Regions from separate parts of the Homo sapiens genome. Here all the other regions are linked to region 2. The links are chromatin loops, found by intact Hi-C in ENCODE. Cell type or tissue: endothelial cell of umbilical vein. All regions are shown on one strand.

Region 1 (8,000 bases), 720 kb after region 2:
TCTGGCCCACCAAAATAACATTTACTCCTGTATCCTACATGTGATTAATATGGAAAGGATATGCTATGCTAGAATGCAGAACTCTCAAGTAAAGAACCCTGTGATAAATCTACTGTCTTTCCTGCAAACTACTGGAGTGCTTTTGGGTAAGTTGCTTTATTTCTCTAATTCTCAATTTACTTATCTATAAAATGAAACTAAAAATCCACAATGTCTTAGGGAATTTTTAGAGATTTGCATTTATAGTGCATGATAATTTATAAAAGAAAAGTTAAGATTCTTTTCCAAAGACAGGTTTTCCTTCGCAGAAATTGGGCAGCTGCTACCTTGCATACATTGCTAACATGGCTGAGTTTTAACGGAAGTATTTTTCTTACCATAATTCCTCTTTTGGTGTTAATAGGGGACTTCTAATTAGGTCTTAGTCTATTTGGGAAGGTTAATAGTAAAGTACTAAGCATTTATACAAACACAATCAAAGGTTGCTTGCAAGTGTAGGGAAAGAAGGCAACTATAAATATTCACTATTTTCTAGTTGAGTTTTTCCCTATTGACATTAGTTGTAAAAGATAGAATTTCATAATAGGAACAGGCGTGGAAGGAAAGGAACTATTTCAACTCATCAGAGTCACAGAGCCATCTCTGAAGTCCTCAAGTTTATACATGGGAAGTGCCAAAATTTGATCTTCAGTGTAAAATTTCTTCCATATTCTCTTGGATACACAGAGCAAATAGAGAAACTACAGCAGATAGACTTTTACAATGGCAAAATATGATGGAAAAGACTCTGGGCTCATCCTTCAGAGAAGCCTTCTGTGGCAGAGTAACTGTCTGTGGAAGGAAAAAGTAAATCATTTTTAAAAACCCCACTGCTCCAAAATCTGCTCTAATGCCACTGTCTTCAGGGCCAAGTATTCCATCTGGCAAGAGCAAGTCATGGAAAAGCACAAAGGTAATTTACCCAATTGGCCTGGGCAGAACATTGTTTCTTCAGTTATTTTTTGTGACTCTCCCTTCAGAGTGTGATTCAGACAGTTCTGCACCAAGATCAGTGGCTGTGCAGAGTTCAAATAGGTGAAAATACAGCTCTGGATGAGTAGCACTGTATTTTTTCTCAGTTCAGTCTCTCGTTCTTCATTGCTCAGCTCAGAGTTTCTCTCTCTGTCTTCATTGCTCAACTTCGTGTCCCTGCTTCCCAACAGGAGAACCCTATCTAAAATATTTATTTTTAAAAAATCTTGATATCATCCCATCATAGAACAAGATATACAGTACGGTGCTCAAGCTCGTGATGATAAAATATCAGGGATCTTTGAAAATTTATAATCTAAGAGCCTCAACTTCTGAATGAGCTGCTATGATAAATGCAATTTATTGGAGACTTCCTCATCTTTATTATTTTCTATGATTCCAGGCAAGAGTCATTTCAAAATGAGTCTACTTTAGCTTCAGTACCCTTGGAAACCAACCAATCCAATGGTTTTACTGCCTTGGTGAGATGCTGTATTTCTTGGGAATTGCCATTTAGTAGATTAAAATTATAAAACCCAGCAGAGGGAAATTTCCCAACAGCAAATCAATTTATATGTCTTTCAGAGAGTTTTCCAGAAATGTACTTAAGAACTGCTGACTCAATGTAATGTTCTTCCAAAGCCAGGACACTCAGGGCCGATAAGGACACTAACCCGTGTATTTTCTGAGCTTTTCCTAGCTGGATATTTGTACTATGTGAAATTCATGTTCTGTACTCTAGAGACATGAATCACTTGTTCAATTAAAAATAGTATTTCTCTGGCAATTGTTTGATCAAGAATGGGAATAAGTTGTGGGTGAAATTGTGACCATCTGCATTCCTGTCTTGGAAACCTGCCTGTTGTTTTGTAACCATATGCAGACTCATTGATCAGTTTTTCTCTCTGAAACATCAATACCAAAATTAATGACTATAGCTTCTTCTAGGATTTTCTTAAAATTAGTTCAGGGCTTTCCAATGTGGGAGTTAAATGCATGCTTATTCTTGTAGAATTTAGAAAATATAATCACATTCCAAGAGAAAAGCATATTGAGGGCCTAGTCATATGTAATTCTTCACCAAATTCTGGGTCTTCTTTTGTTGGCTCAAAACAAATAAATATAATTGCCCCAAAGAATTACAGTGTAGAGATGACCTAATCAATGACAGTCTCTTAATTTTAATATACAACTTGAAGAATCCTTTTATCTGAATTATCAGATATGCCCATCCCATCAATTAATGCATTAATTTTCCAAATCTTTATTACATACCTCCAATGTGGCAGTTATTCTACAGCAGCTGAGGATATGTCATTGTGATATAAATCTCTACAACTTTCATTGTCTTAGAAAAAGGCATATAAACTAATATTTAAATTACAAAACATAGCCGAGCACGGTGGCTCATGCTTGTAATCCCAGCACTTTGGGAGGCCGAGGCAGGCGGATCACAGGGTCAGGAGATCAAGACCATCCTGTGAATGGTGAAACCCTGTCTCTACTAAAAAAAAAAAAAAAAAAATTAACCGGGCGTGAAAAAATTAGCTGGGTGTGGTGGCAGGCGCCTGTAGTCCCATCTACTCCGGAGGCTGAGGCAGGAGAATGGCGTGAACCTGGGAGGCGGAGCTTGCAGTGAGCTGAGATTGTGCCACTGCCCTCCAGCCTGGGCGACAGAGCGAGACTCCGTCTCAAAAAAAAAAAAAAAAAAAAAAAATTACAAAACTTATATACATGGCCAGAGAAAGACAAAGAATAGAACATGTCATTTTTTTTAATATAGATTTGGTTTTTGACATTAGATTTGAAGCCTGACAAAGTAAGACAGAGGGAATGAGGGTAATTCTAGGCAGACTAACGAATGCAAAGGGAATTGGCTTGTAAAAGATCAGAATATTTGGGGAAATATGTAAATAGTTCAACACAACTGAGCATGGGTATAAGTGGCTGGAGCAGAGGTTAAAAAGGCTTTTAATGACAGGCAAAAGCATTTGGACTTACGTGTTAGGTTATAGATATTTACAGAAGAATTCTAAGCAGGGAAATGCTAGGATTCAGTGTGCATTTTAGAAGAAAGGGCTGTTAACAATGAGATTCTAGAGAAGAGAACAATAAATCAGGAGAAACCCCAAGGAATGAGGATTGGAGCCAGAATTAAAGTTTGGGCAGATGAGATTGAGAGAAGAAAACTGCTTCCTAACTTCTTGTGAATCACTGGATTGTGAGGTGAGATAGAAAACGGTCCAAAATGTTTCTAAGTATAGCAATGGTATGGGATGTGTGTAAATGCTGATGTCAGTAACAGATGATGGAAACTAGAAGAGTCTTCTTACATCTGCTTTTTGTTTGCTCTTTGTGTTTTGGCTTATTTCAACTACTTACTTATTTACTTAATGTTTACTTATTTATTTAGATGGAGGCATTATAGTATCTTCCTAGGAGGGAGGGCAAATGACCACATTTTACTGTATAGTTGTGGAGGGAAGGGGTGGTGCTTCATTAATATCTTGGATAACTGTGGTGTTCCCTGGATTTCTGTTTGGGAAGTTTGACTTATCCTGTATCTGTTCAGTGACTATTTTAAAATTAGAATGTTACACTTTTTATTTGTTCTCTTAAATGTCACTGCTCCAATCCGGTAAGTGGAATTTTGATCTTTTATATCTTATGTTGGCTATAGCTTCCAATTTTGTGTCATGCAACATTGTGGGACAATATTTGTGTGAATATAATTGTATTCAAATCACACATATGTTTTATTGAACAATGTCAGGAACCGTGTACTGTAGCCTATAGCTAATTACTTCTTTCTAATGTGACGTCAAGAAACGAATCACTCTTCTTCCAATGGAGCTACTCAAGAGCCTTAAATCTACTGCAAAGTGCTGTAATTTAGACCAAGGTTATAAAGGGAGGCTATATTGAGTGTGTTTTGCTCAAATCAATTTCTTGTAATTTCACATGCCTTATGTATCAAAATCCAGGGTTGACAGATATAAATGTACTTCACATACCTATTGATTGATTATAGTCAATCAACAATCTCAATTGATTGATTGATATTCTTACATTAAATTCAAAATGATACTTCAACTTTTAATATTTATCTCAGTATTGTCAATTTTAACATCAGGGGAAATCAGACGTATTGTGTTATTTTAAAAGTAATTAGAAATGAAGAGATATTTGTACTATAAATTTATTCCACCTGTAATTTAGTAATATATTTTATTACTTAACTAAAATTGGTTGTCATCATCATTACATTATCAACTGCGTGCTTACTACATGTCAGTCATTAATCATCTAAATCAGTGATTCAAGTGAATTCTCAGAACAATGATATGATTCGGGTACTACAAGTATTCCTATCACTTACAGTGATCAAGAAATTCATGCTTAGAAATGCAAACCAAAACCGCAATGAGATATCATCTCACCCCAGTCAGAATGGTGATTATTAAAAAGTCAGGAAATGACAGATGCTGACAAGATTGCAGAGAAATTGGAATGCTTTTACACTGTTGGTGGGAATGTAAATTAGTTCAATTGTTGTGGAAGACAGGGTGCCATTCCTCAAAGATTTAGAACCGGAAATACCTTTTGACGAACCGGAAATACCTTTTGACCTAGCAATCCCATTACTGGGTATATACCCAAAGGAATATAAATCATTTTAGTATAAAGTTACATGCACACATATGTTCATTGCAGCAGTATTCACAATAGCACAGACATGGAATCAACCTAAATGTCCATCAATGATAGACTGGATAAAGAAAATGTGGTACATATACACCATGGAATACTATGCATCCAGAAAAAAGGAATGAGATGATGTCCTTTGCAGGGACATGGATGAAGCTGAAAGCCATTATCCTCAGCAAACTAACACAGAAACAGAAAACCAAACACCACATGTTCTCACCTGTAAGTGAGAGCTGAATGAGAATACATGGACACAGAGAGGGGAACAACACACACTGGGGCCTGTCTGGAGAGGATGGAGGGAAGGAGAGCATTAGGGAAGAGAGCTAATGAATGCTGGGCTTAATACCTAGATGATGGGTTGATAGGTACAGCAAACCACCATGGTACAAGTTTACCTATGTAACAAACCTGTACTTCCTGCACTTGTACTCTGGAACTTAAAAAAAAAAGAAAAGAAGAAAGAAAAGAAAAAGAAACTCATGCTTAGGAAAGATTAAGGTAATTTCTTAAGGTTTTTTAGGAATAATTACCTCTATTAATAGTCAATAGCAATAACGAATAAATAAATTTATTTTTCAGAGCTTCTGATCATAAGAAACTTGAAATCCTCTCAATATTCAAAGTATTATAAACACAAGATAAATTTATGTATGAGCAGATAGAGAGCTAAAGTTTTCCTACTGTGTATTTTAAAAAACAGTGAATGAACAATGGGGACAATGAAGGCCAGAGATAGGAAATCTCCAACTGAAAGAAGAAAATACTCGGTTTTCTGTAGGCATTTTTTTTCTGACAGCAAATGTTTGGCAAATGGGCTTTTAATTATATTGACAATACCTGAAGTAGCTTGCTAAATCATACCCTCTTTTGCGAGCTTGTTCTTTAATTTATCTAAATTTAGATTCAATATCCATCCCAGCAGGGATCTGGAACTCGAATATTTCACCAATTACTGCCCCTAGTCCTAAATACATTGCAGGTGTTTACTTCTACAGGCTGAGACATCAGTGGTTTTCTCAGCTTATACCCTTTTCCTCTAGTTGAGGAGAGGGGATTATTGTACATGGTTAGGCAACTTGTGGCTACTTATTGGTCAAATGTTTAGATATTGTCTTCAATATTTTACTTGAAGCTATATTTTATACCAAAAAGCCCACAGATACATTATGCTTAAATGCAAAAAAAAAGTTCCCGATCCAAAAATTATAGAAATCTTTTACCTATGCCATTTCAATAACTCATTCCCTTTCATCTCTTCATTAGGGTAAATAAGGACTTTATTGGTGTTCTTTACTTTCAGCCAGTGTCTATGAAATGACAACATGTATAAAAAAGACACCAAGTCAATACCTACTCCCTGAGGGCACGTTTACTTCAGTTTAAGAAAAACACACTACAGGGTATTTTAGTATTTCCAGTTTCTCTTGTAAATGGAGAACTTAAAAGAAACATTATCTACCACTGTGAGCCAAAGAGGAAATAATGTTGAGAAATTGCAAACTTTTGAGGGATTAAGCAATGACCTCTACAGAAAAAAAAAATTCACAGGGGAAAGAATCCTTGGGAATTGAAATATATTAGACAATGCATCAAAGGGGATAAAGGAAAAAGAAAGCCAGGTAGTTTACAATGAGATTTAGAGAAGTAAAGTCCTGAATGTCCTACTTCTCATGACTGGGAAACAATGAGGTAACAATGGGGCTCTGCACTCAAGGTACTTAATGAGAACAAACATAGAACTATATTAATAGTCCATAGCAATCACAAATAAATAAATATATACATATATAAAACCACTCAGTCCCATGGCTCTATTTCCATCTGCTCACATTGCTCCCACCTGCTATAGTTTATCAGAGCCACTCAAGTGTCATATGAAGGACACCCTTGTTGCTTTGGCTTGGGCTGTGCCATGTGGCATTTTGGAGAAGTTTCAGCTGGTTCTCTGCTTCCTCATGTAACTTTGGAGCTGCTTTTATATGACCTAAGATACACTTTTTTCCAATAAAGTTTTCTCCATAGATTTACACCTTTATGCTTTTCTTTTGAAAGTAGGATCCACTTTAGTAGTTCTTTATTTCGGGGTTTTGCACGTACCCCAAATGTACTTTGGTAAAAATAGCCTGGCACGTTGGGGAAGGGAGACTGCAATAACTAAAGAATGTCATATACTGTTATCTTCGTTAAAATAGGTTTGATGTCTCAAAGGTTCACTGAAATGGGGAGAATTTAATCATCTCATTCAAAAGGAGGATAGAGTTGGTTCATGAGAGAAAGCAGGGCATAAATCAAAGTTTCCTACCAGGAGTCAGGAGATCTGGCTCCCATTTGCAGCTTTGCCTCAAATTAAGTGACTTGGCTTAAATTATTTTACCTCTCCTAGACTCAAGCTTCCCATCTATAAAAGAGTGTATGATCCAGCAATCCTGCTGTTAAGAATATATCCAAAAGAAAGGAAATCAGCATATTGAAGAGATGTTGACACACGTACTCATGTTTATAGTGGCCCTATTCACAAGAGCCAAAATATGGAACCAAACTACCTGTCCATCAATTGATGAATGAATAAAGAAAATGTGGCCTATACACAAAATGGAATACTATTCAGCCATGAAAAAGCAGGAAATCCTGTGACAGGAAACAACATGGATGAAACCAGAGATAATTATGTTAAATGAAATAACCCAGGCACAGAAAGACAAATATTGCTTGTTCTCACTCATATGTGAGAGCCAAAAAGGCAGATTTAAAAGAGGCAGAGAGTAAAATAGTGGTTACCAAAGCTTGGGAAGGGAGGAGAGAGGGGAACGAAGTTAGTTAATGGGTACAAATGTACAGGTTGAGAGAAGGAATATGCTCTAGTATTTGAGAGTATAGTTGGGAAATTATATTTAACAATGATTTACTATATATTTCAAAATAGCTAGAAAAGCAGAATTATAATATTCCCAACACAAAGAAATGACAAATATTTGAGGTGGTGGATATCCTAATTACCCTGATTTGATCATATTGTATACACATCTCAAAATATCACAAGTACCCCCAAATATGTACATTATATATCAATAAATTATTTAAAAATATATATATATCAAGACTTTTCAACCTTATCTATCAGGCTCACATATAGTTGTAGATATAGGTTTTATATATATATACACACACATGTGTGTGTATATATACACACACATGTGTGTATATATATACATATACACAGATAGATATAGATACAGATGCATCAATGCTCAGCTTCTCGCTCAAGAGCTCGGATTTAA
Region 2 (8,000 bases):
CAGTTAGGTTTAGCTCCTTTAAATAGTTACAGTGATTCATGAGATGGCAACATTTTCTAACATCAGATTGGAAGACCTGTGAAGGCAATTCTGTCCTGATGAAGACAGGAAAACAGCGTCTGTGTTCTGGATAGTCTGGTGTTAGTGAATGAATGTTTTGTGGTCAGAGTAAGTTATGGAAAATGTAAGTGTAATAACTTTTGCATGTGAATAGAGCTAAATTATACCAAACATTTACTAGGTGTGTGTGAGGTGGCAGGCAGGGGGAGGTGGGACAAACCTCCACTGAAATTCTACATGTGCTCTCTTGTTAATCTGTAAAAGACTTTCAGGCATTCTCTTATGGAAACTTCAGAAGCAGATGGAAATATTTTAAGATTTATAATACACATGGGCCTGTAACATGAATTTTCATTTTCCTTACAGAAGTGAACCCAGTGGAGTGCTGCATTATCCTTCATTAGTTAGCAAAAATCCAAAAGGGGAAATCATATTTTATACTATGGCTTCTAGAAGGTTTAGAAGCAACTGTCTCATTTGTGAACATGAGCAGCACAAAAGCTGTGCTTCAGTTCTTCCCATTGTATTTCCATGGTCATGATCTGCTTCATATCAGGTAGATGATAATTCTAACCTTCGCCAACAATTCAGCTAATGCAGCAAATTTCTTCTCTTCACCCCCAAAGGAATTATGTCTTTTGAGGCAAGAAATTATCAAGCTCATAGGAAATGGAATAACCATCTTTTTTCATCAGAAAACTGCATCTCTTTCAAATTGTAAAATTACCTTTGGTAACATATCCTGATTTTAATAATTTACTGAGGGTGTAGTGCATTCTTTAAATGATACATTTATGTTGGTGTACCATTAGTGTTGACAGTAATAATATCTATGTAATAAAATCTATAGGCAGTATTCTCATGGACCTATGGCTAGGGAAATCAGACTGTTTTGACATCAAAAAATCCTGAGTGAAATTTGAATATGGCATCCCAAGAATGACACTTTAGGTGCTCAGCTTTGTACATCCCCATCACCACATAATAGGAACTGAAATTTTACTCTTTCCCTCAGCCTGGTGGACCTGTGTTCTTTCCATCAATGCAAGCGGCCTCACTGGTGCTGAATGGACAGCTCTGGATAGCATTCAGATCAAGGTGGCCGTGGGTGTCTAGGACCCACGGATGGCTTCTAAGGAGCTGTGAGCCTCATAAAATTAAATGCAAAATTGCGTGTATATGATTGTGTGCACATTTTCCCAAGAAGATCCATAGCAGTGAAACCTTGCAACCAATAAAATTAAAGGATAAAATCTATTGCTTTACTCCTATCAAAAGAAATGCAATTTTCATAAAGGGTACCCTAATATTTACAAATTATAGTAATGTGCCCCATCTCCTATCCAGACCAGGTAACTAAATGATTGTAACCTGTTAATACCCAAACATCCGTGTCAACTTTTCCACAAAGTAAAACAAGGTCTCTGTATGCATTGACTACATATTAAATATACCTTACATTCCTTAAATGTTTTACAATTATACCTTAATAAATTAACATATAATATATAGGTATATTACACTTGGTATATATAATATACTTCACATATACCTTATATAATAATTTATATTATGTGATACTATATTATAATGTATTAAATATATAATATACTATTTAATAATCATAATCATATATATTATTTAACATAATATATTAACATATGCTTAATATTTAATATATTAGACTAGTTATATAAATAATATATGATATAACTATATTACATATAGAATATATTATTTATATACTTCATATATAATATATAACGACATAAATATATAGATATATATTAATATATACTTCATATATAATGTATTATATGTGAGCTATTATATATAATATATAACAATATATAATATAGTAATAAACTTCGGAGAAAAGAAATATTCTACATTGTGGAAGTTTATATTATATATGATATATACTATATAAGATATATATTATATTATTATATAATATAATGCATATGAGGTATTATATAGACTTCATATATGTTATATATGAAGTATGTTAATATATAACACCTTAATAATTATACTTTATAACATTTTGGCTAATCCAAAGGCAATTTATTTCAAAACTTAGAGTTTACTAACTTAAGTGGAAGTGGAGGAGAGTAAATTTTGACAGAAAATGGAACAGCAAAAAGTTCTTTTCAAATGTTTGATTATTGTTTCATAGTATATAATTGTAGTTCCTTACAATATTAGTTTATCTGTTTCATATTTCTTGGAAAAAACCCTTTAATGTTAAGGCTCCTATGTAGGAATTCTTTGATGAGCGCGGAAAAGCTGGAGTGAAGGGGTTGATAAATGTTTAAATTAACAAACTTGATTTTAAACTATCCAATAAATATTTCTCTTAAAAAGTTAGGCATATTTTGATCAGTTTGGTTCCTGTTTTATTTTTTTCCTTTCTTGATCCGCTTCTCAGCTGTGGCTGCGATCTCTGGCATCTCCACAGCATTGATGAAAAAACCCTTTTAAAATGACTGTATCTTGTGTCTTGTGTGGTCTTCTCTCTTCTCTCTCAATTTAAAGTATTAAAATTGTTTAACATCTTTCTAGGAAGCAGGTAACACAATGGTAAGTTTACAATCTTCCTCCTGTCCCTTTGTATACAGGGGTCAATTTATGTTGGTAATATGGTGAATGATCAAGCTCCAATATTAAACTTTGGAGACAAGTAATATCCTACCTTGTGGAAGTTTGAATTAAAAGATCTCTTTCAAGTGCAGTTGAGAATTTAGCCATAACTCTATCATTCAGAGATAAATTAAAATTCAGTGTGCTAGTGTATGTGCATGTTTTACATCAAAGGCAATGGTACCAAGAATGCATACTTAACCTTCCGCCGTGAGGAGTTTGAATTGGAAAATTTTAATCCAGGTTATAAATCACTTGAGAGACATTTAAAATAGCCACAAGGGGGCAGCAAAACACACAGGATTCCCTGAATCCACTGACGCAGGAACATTTCGCTGTGTCTTACGAAGGCAAACGAAAGAACGAATTAAAGTACCTGGCGTTTGAGCCGTCTTCAAACACTGGCATTTCTAGTACCAATACAGTGAAGCCGGCAGGGGAGACGCTATACTTCCTAACTGAATAATATATGAGACACCAACTTTCTAAGTATTTCTTTTCTTTTTCTTCTTTTTTTTTTTTTTTGAGATGGAGTCTCGCTCCCTCACCCAGGCTGGAGTGCAGTGGCGCGATCTCAGCTCACTGCAAGCTCCGCCTCCCGGGTTCAAGCGATTCGCCTGCCTCAGCCTCCGGAGTAGCTGGGATTACGGGCACCCGCCATCACGCCTAGCTAATTTTTGTATTTTTAGTAGAGTCGTGGGGAGGGTTCACCATGTTGGTCAGGCTGCTCTCGAACTCCTGACCTCAGGTGATCCATCCGCCTCGGCCTCCCAAAGTGCTGGGATTACAGGCCTGAGCCACGTGCCCGGCCCCTTTCTAAGTATTTCTTATGAAGGGCTACTGTGATTTGCACCCAGGGAGGGCGAAAACCTGTCAGTGGCTCATGATACTTACCAGTGGAGCAGATTGTAAATTCCTCTTCCTCCTTCTCCTATAAAGATTTCTCTGTATTCCAGGGGCAAATAACAATAGGTAAAGTATCAGTTAGATTTAACTTTTAAAAATAAGAAACAGACCCTCTTGCAGAAGCAGTAAATACTTATGAATCACTTATCAATTATCAGGCACTGTTCCACAGGGAAGAGTCCAGGGTACTGGTCGAACCTGGATTTTATTGTCAGGCTTTCTTGGTGTGAAACTGTACAAGCTCGGGCAGATTTCTTCGCCTTTAGATGTCTTAGTTTCTTCACTTGTAAGATGAGGCTAATTCTATAGGTTGCTTTAAAGATTAAGTAAAATAATATATGCCAGCTCAGTGGCTGACATATGATAAGAATTGAATTAACAGTTATAAAATTACTATCATACATGAGTGGCATGTGGTATTACTCAGTATTGTTTCTTGGTAACTAAATGATTATATGTAATTTCATTTAATTCTTACAACTAGTGTGAGAGACCAGTTTTATTTCTCTCCATTTTTATAGGTGAGAAGTTGAGGTTCAAAAGGACTGATTGCCTAATATAAATAAAACGGAAAAGCTAGGATTTGAACCTATCGTTTTTCTGACTCCCAGACTCAGGTACTTTCAACCACACCTGTGTAGGTAGGCTACCATCATATTTTTCCCCCTCTTCCTGGTAACTCCTAAAGTCACCTGAAGTCACCTAATAGATCTTGGAATGAGTTAGAAGTTCCACTAGGCCAGCACAAGGCAGGATCGCATGAGTCTTCTCATGCACTAATCAGACCAGGGTGTGGGGACGGAGGAGAGGAAAGACTTTCTAGTAATCATGGAGGAAGCAAGTATTACCCCCATGTCTCAAACCCAAATCAGTCTCACCTGGAAAAATCTCTCCAAGGCAACATACCTTAAACTCATGAGCACTTATTTGTGTATCTCCTACATCATCGAGTGTCATCCTTGTCTATGGGGGCAAGTGATTGTTGAAATGAGTTGACTCATCTATGGTGAAGAGCTATATGGATGTCTGGAATCAGAATGTTCCCGAGGTTTTTAAGTCTTGAAATAATCATTTAAGTGCATAGAATTTGTTCTATTTGCTCTCTCTCAATATGGAAATGGAAAGACCCTTCTTTGCATGTTTAATTGGAGAAGGCACTCTTACTTAACAGGCTTACAGAAGCATGTCCTCACCATGTGCACTGAGAAACCACACTGAATACACTTTTAATTATTTTATTATTATTATTTTTGAGACAGAGTCTCACTCTGTCACCCAGGCTGGAGTGCAGTGGCGCGATCTCGGCTTGCTGCAACCTTTACTTCCCGGGTTCAGGCGATCCTCATGCCTCAGCCTCCCGAGTAGCTGGCATTACAGGCATGTGCCACCACACCCAGCTAATTTTTGTATTTTTAGTACAGTCAGGATTTCATCATGTTGGCCAGGCTAGTCTCGATCTCCCGACCTCAGGTGATCCGCCCACCTCGGCCTTCCAAAGTGCTGGGATTACAGACATGAGCCACCGCACCTGGCTGTGAATGCACTTTTTAAATTAAAAATACAAACATACAAACAAAAGAAAACAAAACAAAAAACACCCTCTCTGTGTAAAGCAGCTTAATTATCCACCAATTCTTTGTTATTGTAGAGCAGTAGTTACGCCCCTAAGAGAGATGACCGCAGAGAATTACAAAGAAAAAGCCTGCTGACCTATATACATGCTTATTCCTTATTTCAACTGACAATATGGAAATGATAGAAGATACTCCCTTTAGTACCTATGGATTTTCCCACGTTCTTTTATAGAAACTTTGGGGTCCCTCAAGATGAAAAAAAGCTATCCTCAGATCCTCACTTACTCCTGTAATACAGTGAACATCACAGAGTAAAACAGAGTCTGAGCAAGATCCCTCTTGGTAAATAGTCTGCTGCTGAGACTGCCCCTTGGCACTTGGCCACTGTGACACCAATTTCAAAAGGTTAGATCTAAATGGCAAATGTTCTTAAAATATCCTCTTAATTATCTGTTGACTTTAAAAATCATATTTAACAGTAGTATTCATTTATGTCCTAAATGGGAATTGTCTTGTTTTTCTCTTTGGTGCCCTTGATATTAAATTGCTGTGGTTTGGGGAGAATTCTAAGTGGACCCCGTTTGTTCTTATTGAGGGTGGGCCTTGAGGCACATACTGACTTTCTGTGAATTTGTCTGTCTACAGAGCAAGGGGTCTGGGTGACTGTGTCAGAATGTGGGGTAAGGTGTGGCAGTGTGTGGGTGGGGATTAGAAGCCTCCAACTTGCCTAGGAACATCTCTCCATTCTTTATTCTTGAGCCAGACTTACAATCTGAAGAGTACTCTCTGCGTACTTTGAAGAAGGCGCCATGATGTTTCTTGGGGCGGTACACACTTGCAAATGAAAAGTCATATTATACTTGGTAGATTTCTCATCACTTATGGTTATTTAAGCAGATGAGAAGGAATTCTACAAAATAAGTACATAGAAAGGCTGACGCGATGGCTCAATGCCTGTAATCCCAGCACTTTGGGAAGCCGAGGCGGGTGGATCACGAGGTCAGGAGATTGAGACCATCCTGGCTAACATGGTGAAACGCTGTCTTTACTAAAAATACAAAAATTAGCCGAGTGTGGTGGTGCATGCCTGTAATCCCAGCTACTCAGGAGGCTGAGGCAGGACAATCGCTTGCAGTGAGCTGAGATCGCGCCACTGCACTCCAGCCTGGTGGCAGAGTGAGACTCCATCTCAAAAAAAAAAAAAAAAAAGTACATAGAATAGTCAGATATGAAAAAAGGCACAAATTATACTTTGTATAGTGATTCCTCTACTCATTCTTGATAAACTGTAGAATACTGCTTCCCTTGTCACACAATCCTTTTAATTAAAAAAAATGCAATGATATGCTTGCTGAATTTTTATAAGGAAGATTCTTAGGTCAGCCTTTGACATGGAGACATGTACTCGCTGAATGAATAAATCAAGATAGAAAACCTTATTTATTTAGCCAGAAATGTGCTGTGCAGCTCTTCCCTGGAGCTCCCAGAATTTCCCAGTAGTGGATCTCATAGAAAGAATTCACAGGTGAAGCTTCAGCAGAAAAGGAACCAGAAAGATAATCACTAATGTTCTTTTCCTCCCCTCCCTTCGTCTCCCCTCCCCTCCCCTCCTATCCCCTTTTTTCCCTTCCCTTCTCCTCCCCTCCCCTCTCCTTTCCTTCCTTCTCCTCCTGTCCCCTTTCTTCCTCCCCTCTTCCCTCCCCTCCCTCCCCTCTCCTCTCCTCCACGTCCCTCCCTCTCTTTCCCGTTTTCTTTCTTATTTCTTCCTCTACTCCCTCTTCCTCCTCCTTTAAGAAATGACATAATTTAAGACACTGCTGCAGATGATTTAAAACATATATTTACCTTCCTTTTTTGGATATGACCTAAAAGGAAAAAGTGATGTAAAGGAAGAAAACGACAGGTTAGAATAACTCCTCCTCCTCCTCTTCTGGTTATAAAGATTGGTCTCCAGTAGCATAATATGAAGGGAGCTGGAGATGATCTGCTCAGTGTCAGGGTGGTGTTATGTGCTTGTCTGAAAAATGAAAAGATGATTTAATCTTGTGTATGTGTTTTAACAGGATTAACTTCATGACCCCATGGAGAAGGGGTAGAGTAAGGATCTCACACCAGTGGCCTAAGGAAGTACAATTATGGAAACTGGAGGGTGTGTGCTAACTACCAACCAGTCCGGAACTTCAGTTGTGTTCATAAGGGTCCACACAACAACCTTCACCCTTGCCCAGGCTGTAAACCTCATCTGGGTTATTCTGACTCTCCATCCTGAAGTTATTTTTCTTCCCCAGTGCAGTTGAGAACTCTTTCATCAGGTCAGCAGGGAAAGGCATACGAAGCAGGATAATCTGGAAATGTGCTGGGAGAACTCTTTTTGTCCATGAGCTAAACATACCTTAATAACCTTGCCTTTAAAACAACAAACAAACAAGTAAAAAGCATACATAAGAACCAGAAACAAAATATTAACAATGACAATAACCAAACTAAACAAAAACAAAAACTATCTTGTACTGCTCCGGGTTGCAGGTTTTTAACATAACTAAGAAATTGTTATTAAAATAAAAGATATTCATTGGGAAAATGTAGATAAGCAAGTAGAAAAAGATGAAACACAGTCTTAGCATTCAGAAATAACTCTGGTTATATTTTTTGGGTTTAGACTCTCAAAGTGTGTGTGTGTGTGTGTCTTTCTCTCCTACACACAACCAATACAAATATAAATTTACCAAAATGAAAACATATTTGCTCTTATTACTCTTAATAAGCATACTCATTCTTTAATAACTGCAAAATATGTGATCATATGAGTGTACTATA
Region 3 (8,000 bases), 470 kb after region 2:
CACGCCACTCTCCTGCCTCAGCCTCCCCAGCAGCTGGGACTACAGGCGCCCGCCACCACGCCCGGCTAATTTTTTGTATTTTTAGTAGAGACGGGGTTTCACCGTGTTAGCCAGGATGGTCTCCATCTCCTGACCTTGTGATCCGCCCACCTCGGCCTCCCAAAGTGCTGGGATTACAGGCATGAGCCACTGCGCCCGGCTACAACTACCTTCTAAGGCAAGGCTGAGGTTAAGTAAGGAGTCATGAGGTTCATAAGCTTAAGGCTGTTTGAGCTCCTCCTGTTCTGCCACACTACCACCATCTCCATGGCTCAAGGGATGAAGTGGACCCTTCATCATCTCACCTGAAAATTGAGTGGGTGGGCTTTACCCCAAAGGGTATATGAAAGGTTGACCTTGGACTCGTATCCTAAAGCCAGCCAGACTATTTTCCAGTTGTATCCAGTCCTTCCTCACTTCCCTTGTCTGCTGCCAGGGGGAAGAATTCTAAAGTAATTAGCTAGAACTGGTCCTACTAGAGTATGGTGAAGGCGGCTTCTGCCCAAGAAATTTACCTTGTTTTGTGGTCTCTCTGTTCATGTGGGTCTCACTCATAGATAAAAGTGGTGTGGCCAAGAATGGAATTGAGAACACTGCCTCCAATAAGACAAAACTAAATAAGCCAAATGGTGGAATTTCAAGGCCTATACACCGTGTCTGGGTTTCACGGGTAAGCTATTCATCTGCATTTCCTGTATGCTTGTAGTCACTTTTCATTTGCATGTTCCCAGAGAGAAATAAAATACTGATATAAACAAAGGAATTGGAGCAAGGCAGGTTGGTTCTTGGGAGATACAAATATTAACTCTTATTCTGTCTTTCTAGATTTTTTGCTTCAAAATATTCTGTTCACCGCTAAGATTTTAATGAAAAGAAACATCTATAAGAAATGTTTCTCTATGTGTACCTCTTAGAAATGTAATAACTTATTTATGCAAATGTAAATTATTAAAATAAGTAATTAATATTGATTTATTATTCTAATGCCTCTTCTGAAGAACTCTTCTAGCTGTGAACTGAAAGTTATATCTTGAAAGTGTGCAGCATTTGGAACCAGATGAAGCCAAGTTTAAGGCTGGGCATCCTTGCTTACTGGTTGTATTTCTTTGGCTAGTTAAGTTCTGTGAGTCTCAATTATTAAATCTGTAAGTGGGTATAATAACTCCCCTAATTATACTGTGAGGTATATATTATTATGTGAGGCAATGTATATTAAAGTATTATACATTGGAAACCCCACAAAGGTAAGGTGTTATTAGTAATAACCATCATTTAATGCTGTTCACACATGACATGTATATATAGTCACTCCACAAAGCCTGTGATTATCTAAATTGGTGATTAGAAGAGTAACAGAAGTTCTTTCCAAAGACAACACATGAATTCAAAGATTGAAAAAACATTCTTCCATCACAAAGAGAAGACTTTACACTTTCTGTTCTATTTTGTGAAGAGGATATGGAAATTAAAGTAAGCCTTATGTATTTTTTCCAAAATATGGATATTAAATCAGAGAAACAAATAAAGAACAAAAGCCACAACAATAACAACAGCAACAAGCAAACTAAGAGTCTTCTGGCTCAGTTCAAGGCAATAACCTGTATTGTAGGTAACAATAGTGATTACTCCGTATTTTCTCTTTTTATTAATAGAAGAAACTCAAAGAAGAAGAAGAAAGTCTGGCTTCCTTTTACTATTTGTGACTATACATAAAATAGAACTGGAAAAGAGAATAATAATTATCCTCTTGTTTGACTTATGTCAACAGCTTTTTTTATTGTCATAAAGACAAAATAAGACAAAAAGCATTCCCTTATAAAAGTGTGAATTGTTACTAAATTATCTAGATAATTTCTTCTACTCTGTTTTACTGTTGCTGAATGTTTTACTTATTGTCCCCAATAATGTTGTATGGCCATGTTCCAAAGACTTTTAAACATTTTTTGATTTACGCACACTTTCTATTAGCCATTTTCTAAAAAGATTTTTTTCCCAAAGCAAGTTGAGTAATCATGCTTTCTATTTTTAATTTATACTTAACACTCTATTTTCGTTCTCACCATTCATGTGCTCTGTGTTTACTTACCTTGCTTCAGACAGGTCTGTTTCCCTTTCTCTTTTATGGAAAACTTCACCATCTGTTCCCAATGCTGTAATAGCTTACCATGGTATTTAGGTTTATAGTGGGTAGGACTGAGGAGTGGCAAAGAGAGTTAAGAAAAAGAAAAAAAAACTGAACTGTGTCAATTGAAATTCAAGTTAATTAATGGAAAACTTTTGTGTTAATAAAACATTTTTATTGCATACTATAACATGAAGCATACATTTCCTAAAATGTATTTATTGTTATATCTACTACTAATATTATTCAGCCTTTTTTTTTTTTTTGAGACAGAATTTTGCTCTTGTCACCCAGGCTAGGGTGCAATGGTGCAATCTCGGCTCACTGCAACCTCCACCTCCCCGGTTCAAGTGATTCTCCTGTCTCAGCCTCCCTAGTAGCTGGGATTACAGGCATGCACTACCACGGCCAGCTAGTTTTTTGTACTTTTAGTAGAGACAGAGTTTCACCATGTTGGTCAGGCTGGTCTTGAACTCCTGACCTCAGCTGATCCACCCACCTCGGCCTCCGAAAGTGATGGGAATACAGGCATAAGCCACAGTGCCCAGCCTATTCAGCCCTTTTCTATTTGGAGAATGGTTGGTCTTTGCACGTTTTACGTTGTCATCCACATATAAATGAAATCAGTTGAAATAAGAACCATTATGACACTTTTACATTAAAAAGAAAGTAACTATTGAAACTTTTCAGCAAAGAAGATATACGAATGATCAGTAAGCACATAAAAAAAATTGCCCAATATCTTAGTCATTAGGGAAATGCAAGTTTAAGCCACAATGAGGTTCTATCTCACATCCACAAGGATGGTGATAACAAAAAAGTAGACAATAACAGTTGTTGAGGATGCAGAGAAACAGAAGCCTCACGCACTGCTAAGAGAAATGTAAAATGGTATAGCCATTTTGGAAAACACTTTGGCAGTTTCTTAATCAGTGAAACAAATTTATCATATAACCCAGAAATGAAATTCTACCCAAGAAATGAAAACATATGTCCACACCAAAACATATACATGCATGTTCATAGCAGCATTATTCATAATAGACAAAAAGTGGAGCCAACTCAAATCTCCATTAATTAGTGAAGGGAGAAATAAAATGTGGTATTTTCATACAATGAAATACTATTCAGCAATAATAAGATAAAGCACTGTTTCGGGCTATTACGTGGGTGAACCTTGAATGCATTATGCTAAGTGAAATAAGCCAGGTACAAAATATCATGTAATAGTATGATTCCACTTGTGTGCAAAGTCCTGAGAATACAAATCTATAGAGACAGAAAATAGATTAGTGGTTACCTGGAATTGAGGTGGAAACAGGCATTAACTATGAAGGGGCCTGAGGGATCTTATTGTGATGATTGAAACATTATAAATCTGGATTATAGTGAGACAGATGTACCACCACTAGGTACTTTACTAAAAGCCATTGAATTGCATGCTTAAAATGGGCTTGAGTACTGCAGTAGGTTTTCTGTGCAGGTGTCTTAATAAGGTTTTGTATGGAGGGAGAGGCTAGCCCTCATCTGGGAAAGAGACTTGCTAGGATTTAGTCGATTTTGTCTCTGTTTGTGCCACCTGCCCCACTATGAAAGCTTTATGACCAATAAAAACAGGAAATATGCAATTCCTGGAGCTCAGGTTTTATATTTTCCTGCCCCAGAGGACAACATAAAATCCATGTTAACCCTAGATTTTATGCATTTCAGGTGTTCAAAACAAGGTACAGTGTAATGCAGGGAACTTGAAAAGCAGAGCGTTTGACCTCAGCATCCTGAAATCAGGTGTGAGAAGAAGAAAACAAGACACCTTGTAATTAAGACAGATCCAAGACCAGATTAATAATAAATATGGCAGGAAACATTGGGAAGTGTCACCCTAGAGGCCGAACCATGGATTTTAATATGTATCCTTTCAATTAGCCATTGACTCTGTGGACATCCTTTCATACTTAATGGAAGCAGCCTATGTTAAAATTCAAATAAAATCTCAAATTTAAAATCATTTCTCATTTTCACTCTGCATTTATTATAGCAGCCTCTTTGAAGTCACTGTCCTTCTTCTTCTTTTTTTTTTTTTTTCCCCAGACAGATTCTTGCTCTGTTGTCCAGACTGGAGTGCAGTGGCACGATCTCAGCTCACTGCAACCTCCGCCTCCCCGGTTCAAGCAATTCTCCTGCCTCAGCCTCCTGAGTAGCTGGGATTACAGGCACCCGCCACCACACCTGGCTAATTTTTGTATTTTCAGTAGAGACGGGGTTTCACCATGTTGGTCAGGCTAGTCTCAAACTCCTGACCTCAAGCGGGTCTCAAACTCCTGACCTCAGGCGATCCGCTCACCTCGGCCTCCCAAAGTGCTGGGATTTCAGGCATGAGCCACGGAGCATGGCCTGAAGTCACTTTCTATCCGATAATTTATCATTCATTTTCTTTTAACATATATTAATTGGCCATTGACTCTATGGACATTCTGCTCAATGGAGAAGTCCAAAGGGATATCAAATATCCTTGAACTTTTCACCAATTTGCAGGACAGCGGAGGATACAAGTCAAACATATACATAGATAAATTACTGCAATAGAGCAGGGGAGCACATGCTGACAGCCAGAAGAGTAGGGAGTGGTAGTTCCTAAATGCATATTGATTAACTGTTCCTAGGCTGGTTGCATCAAAATTGTTTGGAAAAGAAATAATAATACAACTTCCCTAGTCTTACACTATCCCCTTGCTATTCAGTGTGAACTGAGGACCAACAGCATTGGCATTGCCTGGAAACTTGTTAGAAGTGTTGGATTGCCAGACCCGTCAAAGACCTAGTGAATCAGAATCGCATATTTAGTAATTTTCCTGTATGATTCATAAGCACATTGAAGTTGAGGAAGCACTCTGGACTATAGACAGATGTGTCAGTCATGAGATTCTGGGAATTTTTTTTTAATATATGGTTACTAGGTTGTTTCATTTTTTTTTAATTCATTTTATTTGTCTATTCTACTAGAGAGGTAAAAGTTGCATATATTTATCATGACCAACAAGTTTTTTGAAATACATTGTGGAATGACTCAATTGAGCTAATTAACATATGCATCACTTCACATGTCATTTTGGGGGGTTTGAGAACACTTAAAATGTACTCTAAGCAATTTTCAAGAATACAACGTATTGTTATTTACTATAGGCACCATGTTGTACAATACATGTCTTGAACTTATTCCTCCTAATTGAAATGCTGTAGCCTTTGACTAGCACCTCTCTATCCATCTTATCAGCGCGAGCCTCTGGTAACCACCATTTGGGAATGTGTATTTTTACAAGGGTCCCAGAGGGTTCTATGTTCAAATTGTGCAGAGAAACCAGTGACCACAGAAGATGGCGAATTGCAGAGGTCCCTAGAGAAGGTGGTCTTGCATTGACTAAGAGGGTAAGTGGAGAGTGGGTAGGGAGAGCCATCAGAAAGAGCAAAGGTGTTGAGCAGTATTACTTGAGACCTGTTTGAGGAATCATGAGCAAAGCTGCTTAGCTGGTTCCAAGGGTTTGAAAAATAGCCTGAGAGGTTAAAAGCAGGGGCCAGTGAATCACCCACATTCTGCATGCAGACTAAAGTTTGATTGATAGAGACAGGCAGTAGAAAATCATTGAATACTTGGGGAAAGAATTGTGTAAATAATAAGTGATGTAAAGTATTGTTTCCAATTTTTCAACAGGGCTTACTATGAATAAGAGAAAGTAAAGCCTGCTCCTGAATTTAAACCTGGGTTTATGGGTTTCTTCACGTCCGTTCATATCTTTGAAACAGCGCTTTTTCATCATGATCATTTCTATGCCCGTGAAAAGTACTGCAACATCTGCGTGCAGTTGTTTTTCCTCAATAATAATGTCCGACGATAGACGTAAATAGTCCTTTTGACTAGAGCTGTTTTCTGGAATGGCTCCAATACTAAGAAGGGAAAAATGCAAAAGCTAAAGAATTAGATAGCTCTTAGATTGTGTTGTTCTCTCTGAGAAGATAAAACTGAAACCCCTATTAGAAAGGCAGGATTACGGAGAGATTATGATATGTGAAAATTACAATAGGCCACAGGAAAGTGTGGTGGAAGACTTATAAGCATCTACTGCAAAGGAAGACATTGTTCTTTCTGATTAGGAAGGTCATAACCTGATCTGGAGGTTTCTTCCTTTGATGCTGAGAGAAGGAATCCTAAGAATAATAAGAAGCCAATGTATTGCAATAACTATTTTATGGATTACTCTGAGGTCCAAAATTCCTAGAAAAGATGATTGTTTTCTTTGAAAAGCAAGAATCTGCTTTTGTGCTTCCCAGAGAAGATCGTTTAGAAAAAGGAGTTGGTTATTTATTGTTCACTTTCATGATTCTAAAGAGAGGTGACCTCAGTGATTGAAACAGAAGACAAAAATAATTTTGAGCTGTCTCTTGGCTTTTCATTTTTCAAGGGCTTCAAATATATTATTTGGCTATTACAAAATTTATGAAGCCTCCTGACAAACTCGAACCCTTTCCCCCCATTTATTGGAATCACTCTGCCCTGAAAATTTGGATCCTGAATCTATTTCTGCTCCTGTACTCAGATCTTTGAGCACAGCCAGAGAAAATTTTACAAATGTGTGGCTTGGTGCCTTTAAAAAGTATAGGCCCTACTTCAACTGCTCATTCAGTATCATTGGGCAATTAGGGCAATGATTTGCTTGTCTTCAATGAGTTCTTCTATTCTCATAGAAGCTCTGGCAAGCTATTTGTCTCAAGCCCTTTGTAGAGAGGCCCACCCTCATGCCCAGGAGGATGAACTCTCGCATGGCTTCCTCATACTCTCCCTAGTCCTGTTTCTGCTCTCCTATAAATATTTAGGTATACAAATACATCTTTTTTCTCTCTCTCTTAAAGAAAGAAGTGTTTCTTTTTGGGATGACAGCAATCCTTCCAGTTGTACTCTTGATCCTACATTGCATACCCTCTGTTTTTCTTTAAGACCTTGCCCCAACAATGACCCCCTTTTTCTCCATATCTTCAGCCTTTCCTTCTCTACTGGCTCCTTCCTTTCAGTTATAAACATGAACAAACTTCTGCAATTCCAAACAAACCCTCCTTTGACCTTGCATCTCCTTCCAGCTACTACCTATCACTCTTCTGCCCTCCACAGCTTTGAAAAAAATGAAAACTGAGGATGTTTTTATTGCAAAGGAAAACATGCTCATTATATAAAGTTAAGAAATAGAATAGTCATAGAAGAGAGAGATACAGGAATAGAGAGAAGAAGTTGGAAGGCACAACCATATATTAATAACTAGAGATGATCATTGTTACCAACTTTTATATATTTCTAGGATACCTCTATGCATAAAGGTACTTTGGAATCATAAAATGGATCTATACTGTTCACGTTATTTTATAATATAAATATTTCATTTTTAATATTTTGAAGATAGTTCAGTTACATTGCATTTCAATCTACAATGCCATTGCTAGTGGCTAAATTGTATTCCATGGTGTAGCTGAATAATATTTTGAAGTATTAACTAATGTGTTTCCTCCTGTACTCCCTCCCTGACACCATCTCCTACCCTTGCACCTGCTCATCACTACCTCCTTCTCAGTCTCTCCATATATACCAGACTTAATATTCTTAACCTAAATGTGTTACTGAAGAAGCATGGGTAGCATTTTAAAAAGACACTTTCATAACTCAAAGTAGAGGAACTAGAGATAATAGAAAGGAAATGTTGAGTTTATGAGTATTTCAGGAATCTGGTGTTGAAAATTTTATGCTATAACTGTGAGTAGTGTTCATGGTCACCATAACTAGGATCTTTTTTTTTTTTTT

The links. Peaks named below come from ENCODE experiments on the same cell type or tissue, not always from the same donor. Only the 100,000 strongest peaks of a DNase experiment are listed, where the experiment ranks them.
Region 1: a loop joins it to region 2, with 2.4 times the contacts of the local background. A loop is called at or near these places in 1 of 110 quality-filtered maps.
Region 3: a loop joins it to region 2, with 4 times the contacts of the local background. A loop is called at or near these places in 1 of 110 quality-filtered maps.

The regions. Positions count from the first base shown.
Region 1 is chr17:70,289,318-70,297,317 of GRCh38, forward strand. No RefSeq gene overlaps it. Among named protein-coding and RNA genes, the nearest start is that of KCNJ2, 120 kb to the left of the region's middle. RefSeq lists an enhancer at 4,255-4,756. In endothelial cell of umbilical vein, no CTCF peak of the experiment used is centred here; a DNase peak (open chromatin) is centred at 4,464; H3K27ac peaks cover 428 bases.
Region 2 is chr17:69,566,227-69,574,226 of GRCh38, forward strand. No RefSeq gene overlaps it. Among named protein-coding and RNA genes, the nearest start is that of LINC01483, 24 kb to the right of the region's middle. RefSeq lists an enhancer at 2,870-3,371. In endothelial cell of umbilical vein, a CTCF peak has its summit at 3,004 (motif pointing right); a DNase peak (open chromatin) is centred at 3,025; H3K4me3 peaks cover 439 bases; H3K27ac peaks cover 337 bases.
Region 3 is chr17:70,035,557-70,043,556 of GRCh38, forward strand. The region is part of intron 1 of LOC105371881 (a long non-coding RNA gene); the gene reads right to left. LOC112267896 (a long non-coding RNA gene) reads right to left here and starts at 2,212. Exons shown (of 5, transcript XR_001752989.3): 1 at 2,126-2,212. It overlaps LOC124904053 (a long non-coding RNA gene), which reads left to right and starts at 623. Exons shown (of 2, transcript XR_007065891.1): 1 at 623-709; 2 at 3,872-4,166. In endothelial cell of umbilical vein, no CTCF peak of the experiment used is centred here; DNase peaks (open chromatin) are centred at 4,985 and 6,165; H3K27ac peaks cover 2,649 bases.